2 separate regions of the Homo sapiens genome follow, and region 1 is linked to region 2. Evidence: read pairs that join two places in POLR2A ChIA-PET (ENCODE). Cell type or tissue: MCF 10A. All regions are shown on one strand. Each heading gives the region's core, and the rest is flanking DNA. Links, peaks and the distances in the headings are about the cores only. Region 1 overlaps LOC105375470 (a long non-coding RNA gene). Region 2 overlaps CTTNBP2 (cortactin binding protein 2).

Evidence for each region. ChIA-PET counts read pairs that join two places held together with the same protein. Peaks named below come from ENCODE experiments on the same cell type or tissue, not always from the same donor. Only the 100,000 strongest peaks of a DNase experiment are listed, where the experiment ranks them.
Region 1: POLR2A ChIA-PET joins it to region 2 with 5 read pairs; 2 of 35 experiments call an interaction of 5 or more read pairs at or near these places.

Annotation. Positions count from the first base shown.
Region 1 is chr7:118,176,585-118,180,983 of GRCh38, forward strand. All of the region lies in intron 1 of LOC105375470 (a long non-coding RNA gene), which reads right to left. Among named protein-coding and RNA genes, the nearest start is that of LSM8, 5.4 kb to the right of the region's middle. In MCF 10A, for the core only: no CTCF peak of the experiment used is centred there; no DNase peak of the experiment used is centred there.
Region 2 is chr7:117,806,079-117,810,477 of GRCh38, forward strand. All of the region lies in intron 3 of CTTNBP2 (cortactin binding protein 2), which reads right to left. Among named protein-coding and RNA genes, the nearest start is that of CTTNBP2, 65 kb to the right of the region's middle. RefSeq lists an enhancer at 3,836-4,399. In MCF 10A, for the core only: no CTCF peak of the experiment used is centred there; a DNase peak (open chromatin) is centred at 2,373.

The DNA.
Region 1 (4,399 bases), core at 327-4,326, 370 kb after region 2:
TGATCCATAGTCTGAAAGAAAAAGGGTGGAAGTGGGAGAGTCATTCTGATTTGTTACAAAAATGAAACAAAACTTATATAATGAGAATTTATCAAAAATAAGGGAAAGCCTTGATTTTTTTCTGCCCCATATGTTTTTAATTTAAAATTTTTTTTTAATATTTAGGGGGTACAAGTGCAGCTTTCTTACATGCATATATGAAATCTGGGCTTTTAGTGCACCCATCACCTGAGTAGTGAGCATTGTACCCAATAAGTAATTTTCAACCCTTATTTGCTCCCCATGTGTTTTAATGTAATTTCAGGCATTTGCTTTCTATTGGTCACTCAAGGTTATTTATGTTTAGCTTTTGTCAATGTAATTCTTATACTTCACTCTCACTATTCCATTTACATTTCTATATACCTTCTTACATTATTCATCTCTCATTGCCTAACCTCAGTATTTTTCTCCAAAAAAAAAAAATCAATAAATTAGCATTGCTCTACCTTGCCATACAATGTCTGCAACAAGTCCAAATCAATCTGTTCCTTCTGTGTGGATTATAACATTAAGGAATGAATTCAGACTGAAGATCCTAGTGACCTAAGTAATTTCTGATATCAATATTATTTTCCAATTTTGGCATGCAAAAAATTCAATGGAAATGACAGTATAATTTTACCTGTATTGCAATCCAAGCTGCTAAAGACAATTTTTAAAAGCCAAGCAAAACAATAAAAAAGAAAGCAAATGTACTCAGCTTAAAATAAAGTTCCCTAATCTGGTTCACTATAGTGATAACACATACATGGTAATTTATTTTTTAAAAAAAGATATTGAAAAATGATCAGGTATGGGTGCTCCATTTGGATTAGTCATATGCTGTATGTGCTATTTAAATAAAGCTGCCCAAGTTATACGAATTCAAGTACCCTTCTAGGGCAAAGTCAGAGGTGGAAGAACTGCCTACCTAAAGAATTACTTGGTGCTAAAGGACAGTATGAACCACAGAAGGAGATAAGTAAAACAGGGGCAGGATGACATTATTTAAACTCCAGATTCTCAGTGGAATACTAACATAGTCTGTTATGTTACAGTATTGTCTTTTTTATTTTTTATTTTTGAGACAGGGTCTAGCTCTATCACCCAGGCTGGAGTGCAGTGAGAAGATCTTGGCTTACTGCAATCTTTGCCTCCTGGTCTCAAGGAATCCTCCCACTTCAGCCTCCTGAGTAGCTGGGACTACAGGTGCGCATCATCACGCCTGGCTAATTTTTTGTAGTGACAGGATTTCACCACATTGCCCAGGCTGGTCTGGAACTCCTGAGCTCAAGTAATCTGCCTGCCTTGGCCTTCCAAAGTGCTGGGGTTAAAGGCATGAGCCACTACACCCAGCCGAGTACTGTTTTTTATAGTACACATGAGGTCACATGAGATTGTTAAACAGGAGAGTAATGTTAGAATAATAGGGAAAGTGGGTTGGTTCATACATAATTTTTCATAGCACTTTAATGCTTTGTAGTACAAAGACACAATAGCTGAAGTACAATTATTGCACTTAGTTTTGTGATTGAACCAGGCCTGGGGGAGTATAGCACTCAAATGATGACCTTTCACGGTGTGGGACCCCATTCTTCCCTGGGCTTGGTTCAGCCATATGCTCCATTTTGATAGTGCTTATTTTGCAGCTCCCTCACATCTTTGGGCAAAAGCGACATCAGACAACGAGTCAGAGCCATCCATCTCTGGCAACTCCACATTTCCTGCAAAGTTTGCAACTGCTTCTCCATCTGCTACTTCTGATGATCTCCCGCCCTTGTTTCCATCACTCATCAGTGTCTACCCTTCTGTAAACTGTCATTCTTTAAGCAACCTTCAACTTTTTTAAAAAGGTAAAACTCTTTAAGTTAATATAACATTGCTTTATTTGTTAGGAGTTTTACACGTCCTTCTAAATGAACTACTATTTTCATTTCGGTTGTTATTGTCTGTTAATACTACAGTTCAGTGGTTGCCAGACTTTGTTGTTTATTAGTTAACTACGGATGTTTTAGAATACTGAGGCCCAGCTGAACCTCATTCTATTTAACTCAGAATGTCTTGAGTGTGGGAGCCAGCTATCAGTTTTTAAAGATCATATCAGTAAGTAGCAAAGTTTGGGAACCACCGCTCAGTTGTTCAGAGTTTGAGAGGGCTTTCCCAGACTTATTTTTTCCTTAGGCTCTTATTTTAAGTGAGCCATTTTCTTAAAATGTGAAGATTTTCAGGAATGTATTATACACAGCATATTATAGCCAGAATGTTTTGTCATTTTTTGGCTTCTGCTGTGGTCTGGATACTGGTGTCCTCCAAAATTCATATGTTGGAACCTAATATCCAATATGATAGCATTAAGAGATGGGGTCTTTTGGGAAGTAAGTCATAAGGACTCTGCCCTCATGAACAGGATTAGTGCCCTTACTGAAGAGGTTGAACGGAGCAGCCTTGCCCCCTTCTGCCATGTGAGGATGCAGCAAGAAAGTGTCATCTATAAGGAACAGGCCCTCATCAGACACAGAGTCTACTGTTGCTTTGATCTTGGATTTCTCAGCCTCCAGAACTGTAAAAAATAAATTTTTGTTGTTTATAAATTACCAAGTCTAATGTATTTTGTTATAGCAGCCCAGTTTCCAAAATAAAAATAATGTAAAGGGAGAGCAGGATTTGGGGAGTAAAAAATGGCTGGTAAAAAAAAAAAAATTTTTTTTCTTTTTTTTTTTTTGAGACCAGTCTCAGTCTGTCGCCCAGACTGGAGTGCAGTAGCATGATCACGGCTCACTGGGCTTAAGTGATCCTCCCACTGCAGACTTCCAAGTAGCTGTGAATACAGGTGTGGGCCACCATGCACAGCTAATTTTTGTATTTTTAGTAGAGATGGGTTTTTCCCCATGTTTCCCAGGTTGGTCTTAACCTCCTGGGCTCAAGCAATCTGCCCACCTTGGCCTCCCAAAGTGCTGGGAATACAGGTGTGAGCCACTGCACCTGGTCTAAAAATTTTAATAATAAAAATCAATTTTAAAAATACCATAAAGAATGCATAAAAGCATACGTAAGTATTTTATTAATATATATTGCCCCTTATGAGGTGAAACAGAGGGCCTCCTGAGATATACCGGTTCTCCAGATCTTTAAGGTAAAGTATATGCCCGTGTAAGTATCACCAGTATGTTCCGTGGCCTTGCCATTGGCTAGTGAGCAAAGTGTATCATGTTTACACAGTTCTACAGATTGGCCCCATCTACTTTGTTAACAAGCAGTCTTGCCTTTTCCTGTGTCTCCCTAATCTTGCTAACCTCTGATTCACCAACCACCATTACTATGCCACCTAGGATTTGCTGTCTGCCTCATTTCTTTTCTTTTCCATTTTTAGATAGGGTTTCACTCTATTGCTCAAGCTGGAGGGCAGTAGCTCCAACATGGCTCTCTGCAGCCTCAACCTCCCTGGCTCAAGCTATCCTCCTGCCTCAGCCTCCCAAGTAGCTGGCACTACATGTGCATGACACCATGCTCAGCTAATTTTTTTTTTTTTTGGTGGAGATGGGGTTTTGCCATTTTGCCCAGGCTAGCCTCAAACTCCTGGACTCAAGCAATCTTCCTACCTCAGGCTCCCATAGTGCTGAAATTACACGTGAGCCACTGGGTCTGGCCTCATCACCTTTCTTAAGCTCTGTCTTCAAATCACTTTTTTTCTGCCTCTCCATTCTTTTATTACTTATTAACCTCTGTGAGCACAGAATATGCCTCTCCATTCTTACTGCTACAAATCAGAAACGCATATCTGAACTCCTGCTGGCCTTTTTATCTTCAGTTTTTACCTCCGCTAAATATTAATGTCAGGACCAAGCGTGATGATTCACGCCTGTAATCCCAGCACTTTGGGAGGCCGACGTGGGCGGATCACCTGAGGTTGGGATTTTGAGACCAGCCTGGCCAACATGGTGAAACCCCGTCTCTACTAAAAATACAAAAATTAGCCAAACGTGGTGGTGCATGTCTGTAATCCCAGCTACTCGGGAGTCTGAGGCAGGAGAATCGCTTGAACCCGGGAGGCAGAGGTTGCAGTGAGCCTAGATCGCACCACTGCACTCCAGCCTGGGTAACAAAACGAGACTCCATCTCAAAAAAAAAAAAAAAAAATTAATGTCAGGTCATTTTCCTAAAGTGTATTTGCACTTCTTCTCAAGCACTGATTTAAGTCTTACCTGTTTTGTAAAACCTCCCAAGATTTGAACTCATATCCATCTTTCCCTTCCTTAAGCACTTAAAATGTGCACAGCTGAATCTATCCAATCATAAAAAATGGCCATGAACAAAACACCGTATTGGAATAAGCTTTGGGACTTTAAAAAAAAAAAAAAGGTTATTTATGGTATAGTCT
Region 2 (4,399 bases), core at 97-4,096:
CTTTCAAGCAGGGGCCGAGGGAAACTTTGCATGGAGCAGTAACACCAAACTCTTTTGCAAAAAGCAGTGGATTGTGTGGAAGAGCTCAGAAGAATGAACGCAGCTTCACTGGTAGTGAGAAAGTGGGTGGCTGCTCCAAGAATAGCACCCAAACTGGAAGCTATGAATGAAGAGGCACCAAACACATGGTTTTATAGAATGAAAGGGAAAACTATGTAGGTGGGAGCAAAGCAGCGCTGTAAAGGCAATTAGTTCTAATTCAAAGTGGAAAACTGAGAGGAAAGCAATTACAGCCATTTATAAATTGAGAAAGCAGAGTGCATATCTGCCACACCACAAAATACTCTTACGACATTTAACCATACTCTTGATTGCTCTCCCAAAATCTTTTAAGGCTCGTTGCATCCCTGTCCTCTTCTCTCCCTGGGCACTCCAACCCATCTGCTCAATCTGATAAACAAATACATAACAACAAGATATATTAAGAGATCTTTTCATTTTTTTCCTTTCATTTTTAATTTCAAAGGGGCTGTGGCTAACATTCAGTGATCTGGGCTATACAGTTCTCATCTGCCCCTCCCTCTTAATCTAGAATCTAGAGTTTCAAGAGTGGGAAGGCAAGCCCTGGAAACAGAGGTTTGGCTCATTTCTTTCTTCTTTTTCTCATTTTTTTTTTTTTTTTTTTTTTTTTTTATTTTGAGACAGAGTCTCGCTCTGTTGCCCAGGCTGGAGTGCAATTGTGCGATCTCGGCTCACTGTGAGCTCTGCCTCCCAGGGTCAAGCAATTCTCTTCCCTCAGCCTCCTGAGTAGCTGGGATTACAGGTGCATGCCACCACACCTGACTAAGTTTTGTATTTTTAGTAGAGACAGGGTTTCACCATGTTGGTCAGGCTGGTCTTGAATTCCTGACCTTGTGATCCGCCCACCTGGACCTCCCAAAGTGCTGGGATTACAGGGGTGAGCCACCATGCCCGGCTGGCTCATTTCTATCTACATGGATCAGGCAAACTGCTCTCTCCTTGAAATTTCTACTCAGAGCCACAGATCTCAATCTCCAACTCCCCCTTGACAATGGCTCTGCAATGCTCCTGGGGAATCAAAATGCATTTTTTAATGTAACAATGCAACAAAAAAGACTCAGGAATGAGCTAAATAATCTTTCATGTGCAAAATGTCCTAAATCCTCTCCTGACAATTTTATTACATATGATTCTCTACCATGGTATTACTGAATGAAAGTCTAAAAAGCAATTTAAAATGAAAATACATTTATATATGTGGTAAGCAATATATAATGAAGTAGAGAACATGGAATAAAAATGGCAGAATAAAGTACAATTGTAAGAAGAAATGGGCATATGAAATCAAGGAAACAAAACAAATATTTTGTTCTTTTCTGACCCATTTCCATTTCTTCGGTTGTCTAGCACTGGAAACTCCTTCCTATGTTAGGAGAATTCTCTACTTTATGATTCTCCCCTGTAGAAGCTAAATATGTCCAGTAGTTGCTTTCCTGGTCTTCTGTGTAGTCTAAGCTTGGCTAATGAAATGCACCTGTCTTAGGCTTCAAATAGGTAATGAGTGATACAAAAAAGAAGGACCTGGGGAGGGACCACTCAGGATCTGGAGCAGTGAGGGCACCAGTGCTGTCTGGCATCAACAGGGTGAAAAGAAAGCTGCAGCATCCATTTCTCATCAGCAGAAGCATCTCCTGCTGCAGACTAGCTCTGCAGACGGTACTTGTTTGTGATGCTGGCTGGGAAGAGCTAGTCCTCTAGGCTTTGCTAGCCATGCTGAACCACGATGTAAGCCAACTATTTCTATAAACCAGACAACAAATGCCCTTTCTGCCTTCTCAATGAACATTGGCTTCACCAGCTCAAAACTAAGAATCCTGTCTGAGGCATCTATTGCCATGCAACTCACCTATTTATATTGCGCTGCCACATAGAAGGAGCTGTATCTAATACACACAGTTATTTTTAGTTTTTTCACTGGTGAAAAGAATTGTTCCCCCTCTGAATTTCCTGGTTATTATTTTGGCTACACAGATTCAAAGTTCTGATCAAATTAAAAGGTCTTTCCTTCTTCAGGGCCAGAATTTATACTTCCTGAATGCGAAGAAAATGTTTGAAAATATACAGATTTCCTCCCTACTGTTCAAAGAAATCAGAATGGAAATTCTATTAAAAGATGATAGACAAGATTAAAAAAAAAAAACCTCCAAATATCATTCCATCCTGGGTTACTGGCTCAAAATGGGAAGTGGATTACCGGAGGCAAAGTTCCCCATGATGATTACTCATTAGCTTATTCAAAGTGGCTTCAGAGCCTCAGTCCATTTGCCAAATTGACTCTTGCCCAAATTTCCCTGGCACACAAATTACCAAACAGTTAACCCGCCTATTCGTAGTCGCAGCAGGAGCCAACGCATGAATGAGCACAGACCCTGTTCTCCTGCCTTGAGAGGCAAACTAGAGCAGCGCTCAGGCCAAGTGTCTTAGAATTACCAAAGAGATATGACCGATGTCAGATAATAAATACTTGAATCATAGCTAATGGAGCCTTTGCTTTCCCAGACATTTGCTCTGGCAGTGATTTAAAGAACTGAACTCATTTAAAATAATGGATTTTTTTTCCTTATGGCTTTTAGATGTCTAAAGCTGCAATTTACTCTACATGCGAGGGAACTGAAGACATTTGGTTAAAATATTTGCTTTCAGAGGACTAAAGGTGACAGGTAATTTTGTTGTTAAAGAGATGACTTTGGTGTTTCTGCTTTCATCAGCTGATACGGTATTTTCTTTTTAAGACACAGGGTAAGAGTACAAATTATAACTCTTCGCATACACTATAATCTACTAAAATATAATATTTTTTAAGGACAAAATGTAGCACTCCCTGTCAGAGAAACCCTTCACTGAGACGACACAGCCAATGAAGTTGGCTATAAAGGACTCCTGTATTCCCATTATACATGGGAGACACACCACTGGCTCATTTTATATTAGCCTCTCAGGACCCATAGGACAGAAACAATTTCCTTTCACTATCAGCCAGGTTGGAAATGACCCAGTCATTCAGAAACAAACAGGATGTAAGTTGATTTAAAAAAAAAAAATCAGCTAGATAATAAAATCTTTGATCCAACTAGAAGTGTTCTTTTTTTCTCCTAAAAGAGAAATGAGTTTTGTTAAAGGCAGAACAGAAGTAAAATTTTAGGAAAGTGTTTTTTATATATTCAATGACAACAAAGTGTTTTCTTAATTTTTTATAACACAATATAAAGTCCAGCAGAAATAATTTATTATGAAATAACTCATTTGACACATTACAGGCATAATTGAAATGTATCCCATCCAAGAAATACAAATGAGTTTCAGTGACATCAGCTGAAATTCATTGGCTCTTGTGTATGTGGTTTGTGGGGAGTTTTGAAAACCTCCACATATCTTAGTGGTTGTCTGCAGGGCTTTGTAGAGTCCAGAGTAAAATTCTGATTTTGCCTTACATCTATGGAAAGCCTTCTATTTTTCTTTTACTCAGTGCTTTAGTTTTCTACCATGCAACATACTGAGAAAAATGTTTCCTTTTATGCAGCACCTACACCAGAACACTAACATTTATATGTTAATGTAAAGATGAAATTTCAGGGAAAAGACACGCATGAAATGACAATATGTATCATAAATATTTATAAGTATAGTGCATTCAGGTTAACCATCAACTAGGTGTTACATATGAGATATCAGAAGTTCTCTGAAGAGGCCAAATAAAAGAAACATTTTAATTTATGCTTTAATAATAATGGTGGAGAGAACATATTAGTTTTAATTTTAATCAAACCACACAGCATGAGCTTCTAGCTTTCTCACTCTCTTTTCTAATAAAAGGCATCGATAGTCTTGGCAGCATATTAGAAGGGCAAAATTTAAATTTCTATTTACTTATTTCCTTATTATCACCACAAGTTTTCATTGAACTTTGTACTCTTTGAAGCAGATACTCAAGTGAAAGGAATATGTGTGTGATGGTGGGGGAGGGGGAGAGGAGGAGGAGGTTGGTTTAAATGAAACACATGTGAGCAGGAGGCTTGAGGTCTGCAGCTGACACAGCTATCACACCCCAGAGGTGAGTCTGACACTAACCAGGACTTTAAGATGACACATTGTGAGACTGGACATACCACGCAAACATGCATTCCATTTTCTTCATGTTATTTTCATTTCCCCCCGCCAAAATTAAGAAATAATAAAATAATTTCTAATTGCAAATAACTATTTTAGACAGAAGCTAGATACAGTAAGTTGGGATGTTACTATATGATCAAAGAGTCCTGGTTGCATCACTGGATTAACCTACCTAGCAGCTAAGCATGTTTTCTAGAAGGCACTAGGA